Regions from separate parts of the Homo sapiens genome. Here region 1 is linked to region 2. A link is a loop called in an ENCODE intact Hi-C map of the cell type or tissue named here. Cell type or tissue: heart right ventricle. All regions are shown on one strand. Links, peaks and the distances in the headings refer to the core of each region. The heading gives the core; the rest is flanking DNA. Region 1 overlaps GMDS (GDP-mannose 4,6-dehydratase). Region 2 overlaps GMDS (GDP-mannose 4,6-dehydratase).

Region 1 (10,097 bases), core at 887-8,886, 55 kb before region 2:
TGCTTGCCTGAGCTCATTTAAAGGGATACCTTTATCCTGAGGTTTAAAAACAGTGAGGTCTGAATTTTCATTGTTAAAAGCAGATCATGGAGCAATCAATCAGCTAATAACCATCTATTAATATCTGATGTACTATGCAACATGACAGAGTAAATGAAAATAAGAATAAGATGCATTTCCTACATTTGAGTTTCTATAATCTAGCGAGAGGACAAGGAAACAACACATCTACCACATCATCATCATCATCATCATCATCATCATCATATTAGCAATGACATTAATGCCGACATTCATTCACTACATACTTCTCACATTTTAGGCCAGCACTGGCCAACAGAAATATAATGTGAGCCACATATGTAATTTTTAATTTTCCAGTAGCCAAATTAAAAAAGGTAAAAAGAAACAGATAAAGATGAATTTTATTTAACACATATATCTAGAATGTTTTATGCACATGTTAATAAAAAATTATCCAGATATTTTACATACTTTTTCATATTAAAGTCTCCAAAATCCAACGCAGTCAATGAATTACATAACAACGGGGAAACATTCTGAGAAATGTACCATTGCATGAACATTACAGTATACTTGCACAAACCTAGGTAGTAGAGCCAACTACATACCTAGGATATATGATATAGTCTTATGGTGCCTAGGTTGCAACCTGTACAGCATGTTACTGTACTGAATACTGTAGGCAACTGTCGCACTATTGTAAGTATTTGTGTATCTACACAGAAAAGGTACAGTGAAAATATGGTATCTTATGGGACTACCATTGTGTATGGTCCCTTGCTGACCCACATGTCATTATGCAGCACATGACTATATTTTACACTTATGGCATATCACAATTCAAATGTAAATTTTCATCAGAAATACTTGATCTGTTTTAGATTTCATAAAACTGATCATTGAAAAAGTAAATTCATGTACCCAACCTGTACCAAATATACTTAAAAGTTTTCTCATAACGAAATTGAGTATCCAAAAAATCATTTTCCTTTAATTTTCACAAGTACATTGACAAAACTGGTTCACTTTTGTTTAAAAGAACTGATTTGGGCCAGGCGTGGTGGCTCCTTCCTATAATTCCAGCACTTTGGGAAGCCAAACCAAAGCCAAAGTATGGCTTGAGGCCAAGAGCTCAAGGCCTCCCTGGGCAACATAGTGAGACCCCATCTCTACAAAAGATTTTTAAAATAATATTTTTTTAATTAGCTGGGTGTGTCCCAGCTGCTCAGGAGGCTGACACAGGAAGATTGCTTGTAGTCCAGAAGGTCAAGGCTGCAGTGTGCCATGATCACACCACTGCACTCAACCTGGGTGACAGAATGAGACCATGTACCAAAAAAAACAAAGAAAATGTTTGTTATTTTAAAGTAAACTGGGCATGGTGAGGCAGGCCTGTAGTCCTAGCTACTTGGAAAGCTGGGACAGGAGAATTGCCTGAGCCCAAGAGTTCAAGACTGCAGTGAACTATGACCAGGCCACTACATTCTAGCCTGGGTGACAGAGTGAGACTTCATTTCAAACAAAAAAAAAAAAAAAAAAGAAAGAAAAACTGATTTGACTTTGAAGTATAAGCATATCAGTTTCAAATCCATATCGGTTCAAGTTAAGTAAGCTAATTAACTCTTGTGTCAAGTCAGTATTAACACTGGATTCAAAGGAATATTTGCATAAATTGGAAAACAACTCTAAATTTATCAGTATCAACAAAGAGCTCTTCAAATTCTAGTTTTTGTAGCCAATATATATAATGGTATTTATAATTAAAATCTTCTGCACATTAATCATTACTATTGACTTATATTATGAAAACCTTCAATTTCAACATGAATTCTAATATCTGCCTAGCTAGTTGACAAATTACCTTGTCCTTTCCTGAGACTTTCAAATTAGTTCATTCAAAAGTAGTGTGATCTGAGTCAGAAAACATAAACCATACTGCTATATTCCCTTTTTTTTTTTTTTTTTTGGATGGAGTTTTGCTCTTGTTGCCCAGGCTGGAGTGCAATGGCACGATCTTGGCTCACTGCAACCTCTGCCTCCCCGGTTCAAGTGATTCTCCTGCCTCAGCCTCCCGAGTAGCTGGGATTACAGGCATGCGTCACCATACCCGGCTAATTTTGTATTTTTTAGTAGAGACAGGGTTTCTCCATGTTGGTCAGGCTGGTCTCAAACTCCCGACCTCAGGTGATCCACCCACTTTGGCTTCCCAAAGTGCTGGGATTGCAGGTGTGAGCCACCGCGCCCGGCCCATATTCCCTTTTTAAGTACTGAATACTTGGGCAAGTGCCCCTTTTTGTTTCAACAAAAGATCATCTTTGGTTGGAGTAAATATTATGCTATAGAAATCTGTGTAAAACTCGTCCAGGACTCCACCAACAAGTGCTGCTAAAGATCACAAGGTCACTGCCTTCACTGTCTTCCATTTCTTTCTGCAGGTCCATAAACCAGCAATGATCTATGAATTTACACTTATAGACTGGATAATTTTAACTACTAGTATGTGTCACACTTTTTGCCAAGTTAACTACTGTATTGTACTCTGTCCAGCTTCAGAATACAGTCGAATGAAGCAATAAGAGAAATACCAGCCTCTTGAAAAATTCCAATAAATACAGAATTCGGTCTAAGAGAGCTGGGTCAACTGTAATAGAAATTAATTTTTTCATATCCATCTGAAATTCTTTGAAACAGTCAAATGTTTGAATTGAATGTTCTTAAAACATTCAAAAATATCTCTGCCACAAATCTGTTATTTTTGGCAAAAAAAATTACAACATTTATTTATAAATCTTAAAGTCTGTATTAATCGGACAATGGATCATCATACTGTATAACTTACACAAAGCTAAAGGAAAGTAATTGAAATGTTTCAAATTTCAAATGGGTCATGTAGTCTATAGGCAACTGTTTAGTGAAAAATATCTTTAAGTTTTTGTGAAATATATTTTTGTCTCTTCTCATAATTTTCTAATAAAATTTTGGTACCTGCAATAATTCCTTCTGCCATCTCTCCATCTTAAACTGGCTTCCTCTATAGTGCATGAATCCAAGACACTGTATAGGTGGCCAAAGTTACAGGCTCATACTCTGTTAAAATTTTTAAACTTAATGAACATTTGATATAGTTTAGATTTCTGTCCCTCCAAATCTCATGTTGAAATGTGATCCTCAATGTTGAAGGTGCGGTCTAGTGGGAGGTGTTTGAGACAGGGGGACAGATCCCTCATGAATGAGTGTTACTGCCATGCTAACATCTGCAGAACTGAGAGCCAAATAAGCCTCTTTTCTTTATAAGTTACACGGTCTCAGGTATTCCTTTACAGTAATGCAAAACGGACTAATAAAACACTAAATTCTGCTTTCAGGCAATTACTTCCATCAATTCTTCATTGACCTTTGAGAAAAAACTTCTCATCAAATCTACCACAGATTTCTTGAAAATGTCTTAATATTGCCCATTTCATTTTCTTTACATTTTTTATACAATTGCAAATGAGATTCATCATGAAGTCCCTAGTCTCTTTGTGTTCCCACTGCTTTGATCATACTACTAATTTCTGTATCTGTACTCACTCCGCAACAGTAGTATGCCTTCACTTCAAATTTAAAAACTGTCCATATTTATTTACTAACAAGTGATGTAGTTACCTTAATTTTATATATCACTTAAACATTTCTGGGGGATGAGGGATAAAAATCTACATGTCAGGTACCATGTACACTACTTGGGTGACAGGTACACTGAAATCTCAGATTTTACCACCATACAATTCACCCACGTAACCAAGAACTTCTTGTACCCCAAAAGCTATTGAAATAAAAAATTTAAAACAAACATTTCAATTTAATTACTAATGATAATGTACTTGCATCACTATAAGCTGCACTGTCTGCACAAAATATTTAATAAATACTATAAAGTGAGAACACAGAAAAAGTATATACTGAATAAATTATTTGACACCAGCAAGATTGGTAGTGTGTTTATGTATGCTAATGTAGTCTTACCAAAACAAGAAAACTGTGTTTAACAGAAATATATCGTGCACTGCTTCCATCTTAAAAATCCAGTTCCTCGGGTACGCTAGTCACACTGAACTGCTCGACAGACACATGTGGCTTATAGCTATTGTTCCTGATCATACGATGAGAGGCTGTGTTCATGGCAGTCTGTATTTATTAATTGTGGTAATTCTCACAAGGAAGAGAAGTCTTTACTCTAATTATCCCCACATTACAGACAATGGAATTTAGGCAAAAGTAATTAAGTGACTTACCCAAAGTCACAAAGCTATTAACTGGGGAACTGGGATTTCAACCCAGACAGTCTGACTCCAGAGACTCTTATCCACTATTCCACACCGCCAGAAGTTCAACAACAGCACAGGGTTTCATGAGAGATGAGGCAAGAGATGCAGAGTGTGTTAAAAATATATATATAAACCAAACTACTTTGCAATGAAAAGAAGGAAGCCAGAACTCACAGGAAGACGTCGTGAAAGAGGGAGAAAGACTTGAGCTGCGTAGTCCAAGATAAATGCTGCAGATAAACAGCCCAGGCAGCTGAGCGCAGGAGGAGTAGGTGTGCGAAGCGCGAGCAAAGTGTGTTTAGCCATGAACAGGTAAAGTGAGTCAGCTGTGGAGTTAATGCAGCAGGCTAAAAAATGGCCCCCAAAAGACACAGCCACATCCTCACCACTGAAATCTGTGACTGATACCTCATATTAGAAAATCATCTTTGCAGATGTGATGAAGTTAAGGACCTTGCGTTGGGGAGACTGGAGATTATCGTGGATTATCTGGGTGAACTCTGAGCATAATCGCGAGAGTCCTTATAAGAAACAGGCAGTGGGAGATTTCACCCAGTCAGAAGACGAGGCCACGAGACCACAGAAGCAGAGATTAGGGCCATGTGCCCCAAGTCAAGGGATTCCAGCAGCCACTAGAAGTTAGAAGAAGAAAGCAAGGAATTCTCCTCTTGAAGCCTCCAAAGGGAACATGGCCTTTCTGACATACACCTTGATTTTGGACATCCAGAACTGTGAGAAGACAGCTGTGTTGTTTAGGCCACTCAGTCTGTTTCAAAAGCCATAGGAAACTAATACAGCTTAGAACCTCTCAAAACCTGCAACATGCAAAGCGACCTTGTGAATCAGCAAGAGGTCAATCTAGCAAGCAGTCGTTCCCAGTCTATTTAATGAGAGAATACCCATTTCCCAGAAAGAGAGAGCTGGTGGTGAAAGCATGCACCTTTTAGCATCTGGCATACCTAACATTCCTCTAACAAAGTTTGGGAATTCCTAACCCAAGTCACATTCTGGAAGGCAATTTAATCAAGTAAGTCTGAACTTTATTCAAACAATGCAAAAACGATCGAAGGTTTTTAAGAAATGTTGCAAGAAGTCAACCATTTGGGGTGAGGAAATCCAGGACCCTGTGACCCTGGATTCAGGGTAGCTTCAAAGTAGCAGAATGCATTGCTTTGGAAGATAAAACATGTCAGCAGCTGAGCCAGCCCTCCCAGCTGACAGCAGTGAACTCTGCCCTGATGGAACCACCTCCTCTGGGAAGTGCTCCTGTCATGAGGGATGCTGACAAACTAAAGTGGCTTCACAGTGTGACGAGTGAGAAATGACATAAAAGAATGAAAGAAGTGTTGTGCTAGAGAGCAATATTCAAATGGGAAACAAAATAGCAGTACCTTCAAGTAAACGAAAGGCTAAAATATATTGTTAATAACAAAAAATGAGCTACAAACGGTTCAATAAAAGTCAAAGGTGAAACCATCAAGGGGAGTGGGATCAGGTCAACAGGAAGCTGCCCATGGGCATCTGCAGTAAGAAGCACCTGGCCAGTATGGATCTTCCTGTGGAGACAAGTTATCAGGCTGCCACAGGAGAAGAAAACCCACACTGCATAGGAAGCTGGACCTCAAAACTGACCAGCTTCCACAAGTCTAAGATTTCATGACCTAAACTGGACACAGGCCTGTTTATCATACGCACATGTAGAGCTGGAATAAAAACTGAATTTCAAAAATATTGTGTGAAACTAGGGGTGAAATTCAAAATATTGAATAACCTGCGTAGCACAGGCACTGACCCACCAGAACGTATCCCAGCTTATGTGCCTACAGGTAGGTGCCCACCTCCTGAATTTCAGCCTTCATAAAACCGTGAACGCTGACGGAGAGTTGGAAACAGATTCTGAACAGGCAGGGATGAAGAGGGGAGGGGAAGAAACTACTGCCGTTTAAAAACTTCACTTGAACTGACAGCAGGTCCCCCATTTTGGGAAGCCACAGGATGTCAAGGAAAGGTGACCAGGTAGGCTGGAAGCCACATTCTAAATACAGCATCTCTGACCACAAACGGCCGGCAGCCACACACTGTGGCCCTGCCATCTCCAAGGCCACTGACTCAGCACGGCTGCGACCTAACGACACACTGGGAAGTCTGGGTTTGGTTTTGGTTGTGCGTGCTCTCTCTCTCTCTCTCTCTCTCTCTTCTCTTTCTTCTCCCCCACAACACTCCTCCTCCCACCTACACTCCCCCTTCTCTCCGACCCCGCTCCTATAGCATACATTTTGGTTCCACTGGTTGCCGGCTTATCCATTTGGCGGTAACTGTCTGGTAGGTTAATGCCCAACAATAGGCACTTGTATTTTCTTATACGGGGGAGGTAAATTATGGCACTTGAACAAAGACCTTACTATTTAAGTTTTACTGCACGTTTACTACAAGCCAGTTTCAATTTTACGTTTTTGTCCCTAGGCCATAAGAGAAAAAAGAGCAGGTTCCTGTTCATATTCGAAGGAGCTGTTTAAATAACAATAACAACAATACCTGGCAAAAGCGGGATCTGTTATAGGTCGAATTCTGTCCCCCTGAAAATGTATATGCTGAAGCCCTAACCTCCAGGACCTGGGAATGGGATGTTAGTTGGAGATACGGTTGGTGCAGATGTAATTAGTTAAGATTAGGTCATACTAAAGTAGGTGGCCCCTAATCCAATATGAGTGGTGTCCTTATTTAAAAAAAAAGAAAGAAAAGAAAATCTGGACACAGGCAACACCCAGCAAGAATGTCACAGGATGATGAAGTGGAATGGTGTTTCTACAAGCCAAGGAACACCAAATATTGCCAGAAAACCACCAGCGGCAAGGTAAGGGGCCTGGAACAGATCCTTCCCTCACAGCCCTCAGAAGGAACCAACCCTGACAACACCTTGATCATGGACTTCCAGCCTCCAGAGCTATGAGACAATAAGTTTCAGTTGCTTGAACCACCCAGTCTGTGGTACTTTGTTATGGCAGCCCTAGTGGACTAACACAAGACCAAAAGAATCAGGAGAGTGGCAACTGAAAGGTCAGGCAAGGTGGCCGGGCAAGTTTGGAGGAAAGAGTTTCCACTCTTTGCACCTCTAGTTAACTGTCAGGAAGCCCCCAGACTCGCCTGCCTGTCACACTGGCTTTCTCTGGGGTCCATCATCCATCGCTCCTGAGCTTGGCATAAGCTGCTGGTCCTTCCTCAACTCTTCCAGCTGCCCCTGTCCCTCACACACTCATTCAGTGGAACTCACAATTCTAAATGCCGATTCAACCACCACTTTCTCAGAAATGCATCCTGATCCCTCCAGCCTGCATCAGACCCCACTGTTTCCCACTGGTCTGTAGGGTCTACAAGGACAGGACCATGACTGCATTGCTCAACATGATGTTGCTGGTTGGCTGGAATACATATTTGCTCCATAAATTAAAATTCATTGTCCTTGGGTTACTAATCTCACAGGTCCTATGGCTCCAGCAGACACGCCAATGCCCTGATGATGTCTACAACTTTTATAGCAAACCTGTATCACCAGCTTGGCCTCTTTGTCTTAAAACATGAGATACCCCTGGGCTCTGGTCTCCCACATTGTCAATTGAGGGGCACTACTGACCCTTTCTCTGCAGAGCCACACGGGCTCTCCTTTCCCCTACAGAACTTCTCAGACTTAACCACTGCCATCCACTCCCATCCCCATCATCTGGGCAGTGTCCATGGTCTTCCTGCCCCAGCATCCAGGTGGGAGCACCCACACACCAGGATAAACTGACTGTGCTACTCTTTACTTAAAAATCAGCTTGATTTCCATTGCCTATTCTAAAGTAATTTTTTTTAAAAGCAGAAATCAAATCTATGCAAGGGATTACCACAGAACTGTCTGGTTTCTGGGTGGGGAAGCTGTGAATGGCTGTGGGAGAGGCAAGGCGCCTCCCAAGCAGTGGCCTCCCACTACCCTTTGTGTCACACTCCCACCCCACCTCTTAGCAAATCTTGAGGCATTCCAGGTAACTCAGGGCTCCTCACAACAGTGTAGAAATCACAGGTCCCTCTGGTTAAATCCAGCCTTTTTAGTAAAGGAATCAAGGCTCTTCATTTAACTATCACCTCCATTGTCAAAAGCATAACCAAATAAAAACAAACATCTTCACGTGAACATTCCATATCTTGGCTCCAATTCTTCCCTCCCATATTCATTCATTCATTCATTCATCAGAAATCTGCTGTTTTAGGAAGTGGTCCAAGGTTACAGAGATGCCTTGCCTTCAAAAAACAGCAATGCAGTAAATAAGACAGTTGTGTCCATTGACATATGTAAAAACAGTAATAATAAAAATAACAGGCAATATTTACCACAGGCAGCACTGGAAGTATTCTATGTGCATTAGCCTTCTGAACAACCCTTTAGGGAGGGTCCCATAATTATCCCAATTTTAAGGATGAGGAAATAAAGAGTCTTGAGGAGGTCAGGTCAGGTCACCAGCTAGAAAGAGGGCAAAGGAAGATTACAAACCATACGTTCTATGCTATTTTAGGTGATCCCAGTCAGGTGTGGTCACAAGAGGCCACACAGTAGAGGCTCAGGAATCAGCTGATTGTCCTCAGTGATCCTAGAGACAGGAGGCCCGCCATGCAGGCCACACTGGAACGCCTCAGGCTGGTGAGAGGCAGAGTGGGCAGGAGGAGGAGAGAACTAGGCCACAGTCTTTAATGGACTTCCAGGAAAAACAAGGCGGGGCAGGGTGAACAGGTTAGGAGTGGCTAAGTTGAATAATTTCAGCAGGCTTTGGGCTACAGAGGTGGTCTCTAGTTGCCTGGCACCTAGCCTTGAATGATGTAAGCAAGGGAATACTGCTTCCTGAAGTGTAAGGGCCAGATAGAGGAGGTCTGGGTATGGACTAGTTGGTTTGTATCTCAAAGGCATGCTCCTGGCTAGGCCCTGGCTCCCTCTCAGAACTGGCTAGACCTGCAAGGGCAGCCTCTTCCCAACCACAATGGTTTCTAAGATGTCAAAACATCATAATATATAGAAAATAAAAACCGTAAATAATACACCAGACTACCTGACTTCAAGCCTTCAGCAACTGTGCCTGCTACATCCCCAGCATAGTGACTGCACAAAGTAAGGCCAGGTAGGAGACACAATGAAGGCCTCTGGAAGGTGAGAAAAAGATCCACAAAGGCAGCACTCAAAGCACATCAACAATAAAGGAAACATAGAAGCTTCCACGAGGATAAGAATAAAAGAAGGACTTTCCAAGCAAAGGGACTGGGCAATAAAAAGGCAACCTGGCCAGTCCAGTTGGCTGCTGTGCCTTGATGTCTCTGGGGCCAGGGTCCTGGGACAGCACTAAAGATGAGGATGGAGACGCAGGCCTGGGCAAGAATCCCTAATTTTCAATTAGGTGTATGATAACAGGTAGTATGAATAGATTTCAAGGGTTTATTAAGCACTAAGTATAGTGTAAGCTCACATATAACAGAAACATTTAGTACCCAAAACACCAAACGTATCTAAGAAGCCTTAAATATCAAATTTTTAGACCGGGCACGGTGGCTCATGCCTGTAATCCCAGCACTTTGGGAGGCTGAGGCAGGTGGATTACCTGAGGTCAGGAGTTCGAGACCATCCTGGCCAACAGGGTGAAACCCCATCTCTACTAAAAAAAATATAAAAATTAGCCGGGCGTGGTGGTGGATGCCTGTAATCCCAGCTACTCGGGAAGCTGAGGCAGGAGAATTGCTTGA
Region 2 (10,097 bases), core at 974-8,973:
AGTAATCTCATGATCCTCACTTCTACAGATAAAAACACCAAGGCTCAGACAAGTCATGTTTTTGCTCAAGGTCTCACTTCTCATGGGGGAAGAACTAGAATTCCCACCCAGTGTTTCCTGAGGTCAGTGTCCTCTCGGACAGGACCCCAAGAGGCTGCCACAATTTGGGAGAGAATACTTTTTTCTGGATTCCACCAGCGGCCAAGTTACCTCACCCTCCCTGACACAGCACATGTTTTTTTGCAAAAAAGACTGCACTCTCTTGGGGAAGGAAACCAGTGGCACCATCCTCCACTTGGCAGCACCTATCACTGCCTATCACAAAGAAGGTTCTTAACAGTCCTATTGATGGCAGCAGGGGGCTGTCCACGGCAGGGGAGGCGTGGGTGGTGGCGGGAGGCGGCAGCAGGAGCGGCTGCAGGAGCAGCAATGGCAAAGGTGGGTCCCCTGTGCCCCGTGTCCCCAAGGCAGCAAACTGTGCTGCCCCCACCCTCATGTGGCCAGGCAGGACCCGCTCCCAGGCCTGGAACATCAGTGGCTCCGGACCCTAGCCCCACACCACCACTCTCACCCACAACTGCTGCGGGGAGGGCACCAGGAGGAGGCAGCACTGGGGGACCCAGGGCGGGAGGGGGAAATGGGAGCAGTGCCCACTACAGGGACCCAGCCAGTGGTGCGGTCACCACGCCCACTGCACCAAGGGTGCCGTGTTCTTGCGCCCCCAGAGAGGACTCTGCACAGGGCCACCCACAGCCATGTCCCCAGGGGTCCGCCCCGCATGGGGTGACCACCGGGCCTGACACTCCCGACCCGCTATCCGCTCCTGGAGGCACCCCCTGGGGAAGGGCCGCAAGCGGGATGAGGGGGAGCTCTAGGCTGCCCCTGAGTGCGGGGGCCACGGGGGAGCTCACAGTGATGTCCCTGGACACCAGCCCAGGCCCAGCAAGGACCTAGAGCCCCCAGGCTGCAAGGGGGCACAGCTGGGACTTCCCGCTTCATGGAACCGGGAGCCAGGAGCAGGCACCAGCCCTGCCCTCCCAGACACATCTGCAGCCGCCCAGGTGGGGCTGTGGACCCGGGCCTCTCTGCACTCTTGGGGGCCCTGGAAGGCCCCCGCCTTGCCCTTGCAGGCTCGGAGGTGCCTACCTCCACTGTCTGGCCTCTCCCCGCTCCAGGCACCTGCTATGATCTCCGAATGGGGTTGGGGCCAAGCCGGGGAGCTGTCACAGCCCAGCCAGGTATGTGAGGGTCCTGCCACCTCAGCTCCCTCCAGACTCTGTGTGCTGACAAGCATGGGATGTGGAACCTAGGGGGACACTGAGAGCAGCTTGATGCTGGCCTGCAGGTACCCCATGGATGAGCAGCCTGGGTACCACAGACCATGGCAGGAAGCAGACAGGCTCCGGGGTGGAAGGGGGTAGGTCCCTGGTGAGACCCCACCTTCAGGCCAGGGAGGGCATGAAGGCTGGGAGCCAGGCCACCAGTCCCACAGACCACACTGCAGGCTTATGGTGACTTTTCTGGGCCTGCCCATGACCACCCATGGACCAACTGGCACACACTTCCTCCACTCTGAGGCCCATAAAAGCCCCGGGCTCAGCTAGAGCAGGGCAGGGGATGGGGAGAAGATGAGATGACCAGATGCAGAGAGGAGCTACTCTCTCTGCTAAGAGCTGCAGAGACAATGGGACAAGCTGCCTACAGAGAGAAGCCACCCACTCTAGGGCCTCCTCTGTGCCGACAGCTGCAGACTACAGGAGCTACCCTCTCTGCTGACAGCTGAACACTTGTTGGGATGACCAGCTGCAGAGAGGAGCTACCCTCTCTGCTAGGAGCTGAACACTCATCGGGACACCCTGGCTATGGAGAGGAGCTGCCCACTGTGGGTCTTCTCTGAGCTGTTCTATTACTCAATAAAGCTCCTCTTTGCCTTGCTCACCCTCCACTTGTCTGCGTACCTCAGTCTTCCTGGTCACAAGACAAGAACTCAGGACCCACTAAATGGCAAGGCTAAAAGAGCTGTAACACACACAGGGCTGAAACATGCTCCTCACTCATCAAATTGCAGGTGAAGAGGGGAGAACAGCTGTGGTCCTTCAAGGAGCCCTGACCTGGGAGCTCCCCAAGCCAGGGCTGTGACTCCTTCTTTGGGGCCCCATGGTTCCTGGCATCTCCAAGCTTCTGGGAGCCATTGCATTCCTTGGTGCCAGCTGGGGAAGCTGTCTGCAGTGCACCTGGTCCAGCCGCAGCCTCACAGAGAGCCAGTGCCCATGCTGGCACCTAGAGCTGACAGCCCCACAGCAGCAGCCAGCATGTCTGACTGTGCAGTAGCCCAACCCCGCACTCACTCACACACGTCTTGCCAGTCCACGCCTGACTCAGTCTCCCTTGGAGGTGTGGGATCCAGGCCGGTACCATGAGCTAAGTGCAGCCTGCCAGGCCAAGTGGGAGGAACAAGCCCAGCAGGCCCAAACAAAAGTTGGACAAAGACACCACTGGCCACAGCTTTCCAACCAGAAAAATGACACCCCAAAGATCCTGTAACACTATTTCCAGAAAGTGGCAGAGAAATGTGCTAGGGCTTAACCATTGGCTCTGATAGCCCTCATCCCAGGATCCCTAAGGAGGGTTTTGGGAATTTGTGAACGTTTCAGTTGTCACAATCACTGGGGGATGCTACTGGCACTGAGTGGGTGGAAACCAGGAACACTAGAGGTCCTAAGACACCCAGGACAGTCTGCACGGCCAAAGACTTCTGCATTCCTCACAACTTCCTCAAGTCCTGCTGAATATTCACGTGGGTAAAAAACCTGTTTATAATTGTCTGAGCGTAAAACCTCACTCAAGTTATTACATAGGCACAACGTATGTGTTACAAAGTATGTGTTAAACAGGAAGACTACCATTTTATTCCAAATTTAACCAAATTTGACCATTTCAAGAAACAATGACACCAACAGCACACCACCAGTGCTTGCTGAGTCTCCACTGCCATCCACGTGCCACAGTCTGCATCTGCAGCTGCCACAGCAGGGATGCTCCCAAAGTGTGGCCTCTGAGCAGTTCCTCCACACCCTAGGCAGCAGGGTCTCCACATCTGAATACTGAGATGCAAGTTCTCCTGGCAAACAACTTGCTTTTCATTTCCTTTTTCACTGTCATAAAAAGGGTATATGGATTTTTTTAAATAACATGTGTAATTAGGATATGTTATTCACAAATTTCATTTTAGGATTGTAAAGGTGGCAAATACACATGAAATAGCCAGATGGATTCCTGGAATAGTGGAAGCTTAGTGAAAATGCTATTTTTTTTTTTTTTTTTTTTTTGAGATGGAGTCTCGCTCTGTTGCCAGGCTGGAGTGCAGTGGCGCGATCTCGGCTCACTGCAAGCTCTACCTCCCAGGTTCACGCCATTCTCCTGCCTCAGCCTCCCAAGTAGGTGGAACTACAGGCATCCACCACCACGCCCAGCTAATTTTTTGTATTTTTAGTAGAGATGGGGTTTCACCATGTTAGCCAGGATGGTCTCCATCTCCTGACCTCATGATCCACCCGCTCGGCCTCCCAAAGTGCTGGATTACAGGCGTGAGCCACCGCGTCCAGCCAAAAATGCTATTTTTTTTTAAAAAAAAAGAAGCATTATAAATATGATGTGTCTTTCTCAATTCAGCATGATGTAAGTCAAGTTAGGTAGTTCCCATGCCTCAGGAAATCCTGGCTTAATCTCAGCTCTGTCAGCAGTTTGGACTGTGTGTGTGTGTGAGGGGAGGAAAAGGCATCTATTGATTAAGGTGCTTCTGTATTCTCCATTGAGTTCTTCTTGAGTTCAAGGTTAATTTTTTAAATCACTGTAATCTTTGAATGTTCTTTAAAAGAACATTAAAGCAGAGAGAAATGGCATTATAATATTCACAATACAAAAAATTAAGACTTGTAAAGAAGAGTGAAGAAAGTTGGGGAAAATATGCTTCATGATTCTTAAAGGTCGATTCCTCATGGAATATATTTTAAACATACACACATACATATATAGTTGTTTAAACCCAATAAATAAACATTTCAGCTAAAAGTATTATAACACTAAATTATATCTTTAAGCATTTTTACCAATTTTACTTCCTTACTTTATCAATCATGTTTCACATCTCTAATTTCTTTATCATTATAACAAATTTCAATTTTTATATCAAGATACCAATATAAATAAAAGACAATTAAGGTTAAAAAGTGCTACACGCACACACTTTTTGGTTATTTTATTTCCTAAACATGGAAGAGGGGAAAACACAAACAATTTCTTCCACACGTGTCACACACAGTAAACATTCTTTCAAATCACGTCAGTTTCCTTGACAAAAATTAATACCTTAATAAAGATCCATTGTTTAAAACTCTTGGTTACCACTTGGCTAGCCATGCATAAAACAGGACAATTAGTACAGTCAACTGAACATTATCAAGACTTTCAGACACAGTGACACTGTTCCAGCCAAGCACAGTAGTGATGTTCCGTGAATGCTGCTCTGTCAGCCACAATTACCCCTTAAACAGCCTTTGGAATTATCAGCCTGTACTTTGCTAAAAAGAAAAAGAAAACATTATTTTAAATAATATCAATAAAAATCTTTGTTTCCTTTCTGAGGTAATTATACACACATGAAGTTAGCAAGGGTAAAATCATAGTAATTTTAAAACACATGCTTAAAAGCTTGCATCTTTTCTCCAGTAAAAGCTTTAACCAGACTTAGTATAAAGAAAAAACGGATTTGAATTTCACTGTCTTTTCCTTTTTCTTCTTCTGTAGAAGCGATAGTACTTAATGATTCTGTTCAAAAATTCTGAAGCAAAAAGACCTAGACAAATAGGAAATTAGACGTTACATTTTTGAAGAAGTGTTTTATTTTCCATTATTCCTTAAGGCTATCAGGCCAAAAAAAAAAAAATCTATTCCAAGAACTCTGTGATTCAAATATAAAAAGTATGAGAACCAAAACTGAGATGCTATGCCTTGGTCTGCTGAGAACTGTGATAATTTTCTTGAACTTTGCTGCATATATATTCTAAAGTAAAGCAAATACTTTGACATTTTATTCTTTTTATCCTAATGTAAGTGGAAAGCTACAAAGCAACTTCCTTTTCAGGGGATAAAGTAAGTTTTTAAAAGCCTTCTTTGGAAATAATTAAGTCCATAAAAATTACATGTTGATTTCTTAGGTATTATGTGTCCTTCTTTTTTTCTAAAGAATGAAGGTATAAAATAAGACAATGTAAACCATGGCAACAAGGTTGGGTATGGCAGCTCATGCCTATAACCCCAGCTCTTTGGGAGGCCAAACCAGAAGGCTGGCTTGATACCAGGAGTTTGAAACCACCCTGGGCAACATAAGAAAGACCTTGTCTCTACCAAAAAAAAAAAAAAAGTTAATAAAAATAAATATATAAATAATAAATCATGCTGACAGTTTAAATTTCAACAGTGAAGTTAAACATCTATCTATTAATTTCATTTGCAACTGTGGAGAGTATATGCCAAAATAAATATATACATATATAAGTAAATAATCATAACATCCCAAGATGACAATTGGGGACTGATTTCAGCCAAAACACAAATAATGTCTAAGTTTTTATTTTATTAAGCAAAACATAAGTTTGTGCCCAAAAACTTACAAACATTAGTAACAGTTCAAAACAGTCAATCTTCTACTTTAGCATTCTAAGATTGTGTAAAAAACTAGATAAATTATTACAATGGTTTATATTAAATGGTCTCCCTGAAGTACAAAGCAACTGCAAAACTATAATTATCAAGGACTAAAACACGCAGATGCTATATACTTGAGCCACCTGGTGGTTTATTTCCCTCACTGCACTGATAAACACCTAGTGCTATGCACACAACCTTAATTAGACTCTACAAGTTTTACTTTTGGTGCCAAGACCAGAAAGAGTTTACTTTTACCAAAATGTAGTAATAGTGTGGGTCACAAGGCACAAGTCTACTTGGAAGCACTTAAAAAGTTCACTGTTGCTAAGTACAGAAGGCACTCCTGAAATCTACCATAGCAGGTCTCTAGAACTGTTTTCTTATGTTTTTTTCTACAGTGTTTGATGCCTACAGTAAACATAGAATCCAAAACAAATTCAAATAAACTGCAGATCATGCCTCAGGTTTGCTTGTGGTTTCTTTACCTCTTGCCTAGTTCTGGACAGTTCAGGACAGACCACATTAACTTTTAAAGGTTGCTGTCTTAACTGTCAAGCAAGGTAGTAATAGGTGCTCAGAGATGTTGGTTAAAAAACACAGGAAAAAAAGTTAAACAAAAGTACACTCTGTTACCAAGAGGAAAGCTGCAGAACACCAATCTTTGTGACTCTGACTTCAAATTAGGGACTCTTGGGGTGATCAAGATTTTTATCAAAGCAGAATGTGTCCAAAGCATACCTTTATCTTCAAGCTTACTAGCCTAACAGCTGGAGTGCATTAGACAGGAGCCATGACAATTCTAATGATAATGGTGGTGATGACTTGATTCTAAACGGATACTTGTCAAAAAGCCAGTGAAAATTTAAGCCTTTTAACTAGTAAAAGGGTTGCAAGTTAAACCTCTGTGTCCAGCAGCAGTCCCACACCCTTCCTAGGAGAAGCAACTTCCTCAATTTAAGTTTCAATAATGTCTTATGTGAAGAACGAATAAAGTCAGTATTAAATAATGTCATTAGCAAACTGACACATCCATTATGATAACTGTTCCCATTACTGGCTTTAGTAGGAGGTGATGCCAGAGGCTCTCCCGCACCATAAGGCAAAGCGCTTCATGTCCCTGACTCATCCAAGCGACTCAAGGCCGCCCAGCTCTCCAAGTGGAAACACTGAGTGGGAAGGAGGCTCTCAAAGGATGCCTCTATTCCTCCTCCCGCCCAGGTTCTTGGTGGAGGGTAGATGCTATTAAAAGACTAGTTTCCTGAGGAAGGTAGATAGTTTCAGGGAAAGACCATTTGGCTGGAAGGAGGAGGCTTTGTTGCCAGCTGTTTCTCCAGCTCCACTGCCTGTGTGGTCCCAAGTAAGTTGCTAAACCTGACCACGTCAAGGGCCAGGTCTATAAAAATGATGACATTTCCCGTAAAAGGGCCTGCCTGGCCCTGCACCATTTGCCTTCACAAGGGAGCACTGCACTAGAGAAGCTCTGGCTTTGCTGTGAACAAATCAAAAAGTGACACATGGGCTTGGCATTTTCCTCCATGCAAATCAAAGTATCCCATTTCCCTGAAACACTTTAACAGGATAATATGGCTTTAATTTTCCACACTTCCTAATTCTGGGTGCTAACAGGACACAGCCGCCTTGTGAGAGAAACAATGGCACAAGTAGGGATGGCAAAGGAAGACACCCCTCTCATGGAAGCCACGTTCTCACAGAGGAGCCCATTCTGCAGGGCTAAAAGGCAGATTTTACTTTCTGTCATTCATTTCCTCAAGCTGTTATTGAGAAACAACACAGGTACCAGTGGAGGATGCGTGCATTAGAGTCAGAAAGCCAGGTCTCCCCAAATCCCATCTCTATCATTTACCATCGGGGAGACACTGTACAAAGTAACTTCTCTGATCATTCCTATCCCCATCTATAAAATGGAAATGATGCACATCGTGCCACAGGCTTACTGTGAACGAATGATGGGAAAGTGTGTGAAATTTACTAAAATAAGCAGCCACTGGAAGGGAGCCTGAGACCAGGACCAGCCAATGAGAAAAGTAACGAAGAATGCAGAACTTGCAGCAGGAGCTAAAGGGTAATTTCCTGGCCATGATGACAAATCTGGCTATGTATACACAGATGCATATGCCTGTACACATTATACAGATACATGTAATTCCTGAAGAAGGGGCTGCCTGTCAACAGGCATATCCTCACTTCCTGCCTCAAAATAGGAAAAAAATATTTGTTAGGAAATGAAATACATCCAAAATATTTGAGAAAGGGTTTGAGGAACATCCCATAAACCAATGTACCTTGTGTCCCCTTCAATTCTGTTTTTCTTTTCTAAAATGTCAAAGTATGCTAAGACTCTTCAATGACCAAAAGGTCCAAGTTTATATGAGTTTTTAATCATGTTCCAGAGATCACTGGATAAGAAACAAATAAACAAAAAAAAAAAAACAAGAGAATTAAGCAATAAAGAAAAGTAATGCTGCAGAGAAGAAATGAATAAGAAAAATTTCATTTTACTGCTACGAGGTATTTTACAAAATCAGAAAATTATGTTTGCCTGTGCGAAACTGGAAAATATTAGAACTGCTGAAACTTCTATACCACATCAGACTTCTCAACAAGTTCAAGAAAAACTAAGCATTTTGAAATGCATGGTGTCTGGAATAGAAAGGGTAGCAATTGTGGATCCTAAACCAGAAGAATTATACTAGTCTATCTACAGAGGTGTCTCTAGCCTAGCTCTAAGACCACAATTGGTTAGAATGAGAACAGGTAGAAAACAGACCATTCATAAAGTCAATAATTCAGGCTTGGTAATGGCTTACAGCTTTGCTTATGATGTCCTTATATCAAGTGTTTGCCATTGCTAACCTAAAGAGAACATACAACTATCTTTATACATAAAGCTGAATCTCTAATCATCTACCCATTTTCCTATCCTAAAATATTTCAAAATGTAATTCCCTAATTCATATTAAAAACTTCATATTCAACATTATTCATTTCTTATTGGACATAATGGTATAAATATTTAGACTAATTTACCTTTTGTTTTTAACTTCATGTCCACAATACATGGTGGTGTTTACTCATTAATCAAGATTTTCCTAAACTCCATTTAATGAAAATATTTAGTTTTATGGATGGCAACAAAGTATTATACTCAAATATCTCTGTTGGACCTTAACAGGAACCCAAAATAAATTAATTCTCTGACACAACAACTCACAGGCAGCCAGAAATCTTTATAAAATACAAATCAAATGTCATTCCATTGGCTTCCCATTTCTAATGGAATAAAATATAAACCTGATACAATGGCCTACACAATCCATTTACTTTCTGCCTTCAAATGCCTCCACTCTCTGTCCTCGCTGCTCTCCCCACTCACTGCTCCCTCCCCTAAATGTACTGCCACTTTCTCTGTGTTCTAGAATACAGCCTACTCAGGACCTTGGCGCCATCTTTTCCACTGCCTGAAACCCTTCCTCCTCTCCATTTTCAGCTCCTCTGAAGGCCTTCTTACCAACAACTTAATGCAATGCCCCAAGCTCATTTCAATCTCTATTCCTAAGATGATTTTCATGGCTTTTTATCATTTGTTGAAATTATTAGTATCTTCCTTTATTTCAGTCTTCTTCATTCAAGTATCAACTTAAAAGCAGAACACTTGTCTGCTTGTTAACCACTTTTCAGCAGTACCTAGAAATAGTACCAGGTACAGAGCAGATACAGGAATATTTATCAAAAATAAATAAATGAGTGAGAAGTCTAAGAATTAAGGATTTCTAAAAGATAAAGCCTACAAACCTAAGCTATATATGGTAAATGCTATTCCATACCATAGCAAATTAGAAACATTACAGGATTGTATGTTATACATATGAACACTGTGATCTGGAAATCTCTGCCTTGTACAAATAGCTCTAGAATATATTCATTCATTTATTAAACAAATATTTATTGCACATCCACTGTGTCAGATATTATTCTAGGCAGCAGAGACTCCAGCAGTAAACAGAACACTCTACACTGAGGAAGTTTATTCTGTAGACAAGGGACACAGACGAGAAACAAATACATGTGCCAGGTGATGAAAAGTGCTATAGGAAAAAACACAGCAGTGTAAGAGAGTGGAAGGGATGGGAGCCTCAGTAGAAGATGACATGTTAGCAGAGAGGCGAAGGATGAAGACAGAACACCACATGCACATCCGAGATGAAACAATCTAGGCAGTGAGGGCAGCATGTTAGCAGAGAGGTGAAGGATGAAGACAGAACACCACATGGACATCCGAGATGTAACCATCCAGGCAGTGAGGGCAGCATGTTAGCAGAGAGGTGAAGGATGAAGAGAGAGCACCACATGGACATCCGAGATGTAAC

Evidence for each region. Peaks named below come from ENCODE experiments on the same cell type or tissue, not always from the same donor. Only the 100,000 strongest peaks of a DNase experiment are listed, where the experiment ranks them.
Region 1: a loop joins it to region 2, with 9 times the contacts of the local background. A loop is called at or near these places in 3 of 110 quality-filtered maps.

Annotation. Positions count from the first base shown.
Region 1 is chr6:2,135,362-2,145,458 of GRCh38, forward strand. All of the region lies in intron 1 of GMDS (GDP-mannose 4,6-dehydratase), which reads right to left. Among named protein-coding and RNA genes, the nearest start is that of GMDS, 110 kb to the right of the region's middle. In heart right ventricle, for the core only: no CTCF peak of the experiment used is centred there; no DNase peak of the experiment used is centred there.
Region 2 is chr6:2,190,414-2,200,510 of GRCh38, forward strand. All of the region lies in intron 1 of GMDS (GDP-mannose 4,6-dehydratase), which reads right to left. Among named protein-coding and RNA genes, the nearest start is that of GMDS, 50 kb to the right of the region's middle. In heart right ventricle, for the core only: a CTCF peak has its summit at 5,861 (motif pointing left); no DNase peak of the experiment used is centred there; H3K27ac peaks cover 571 bases.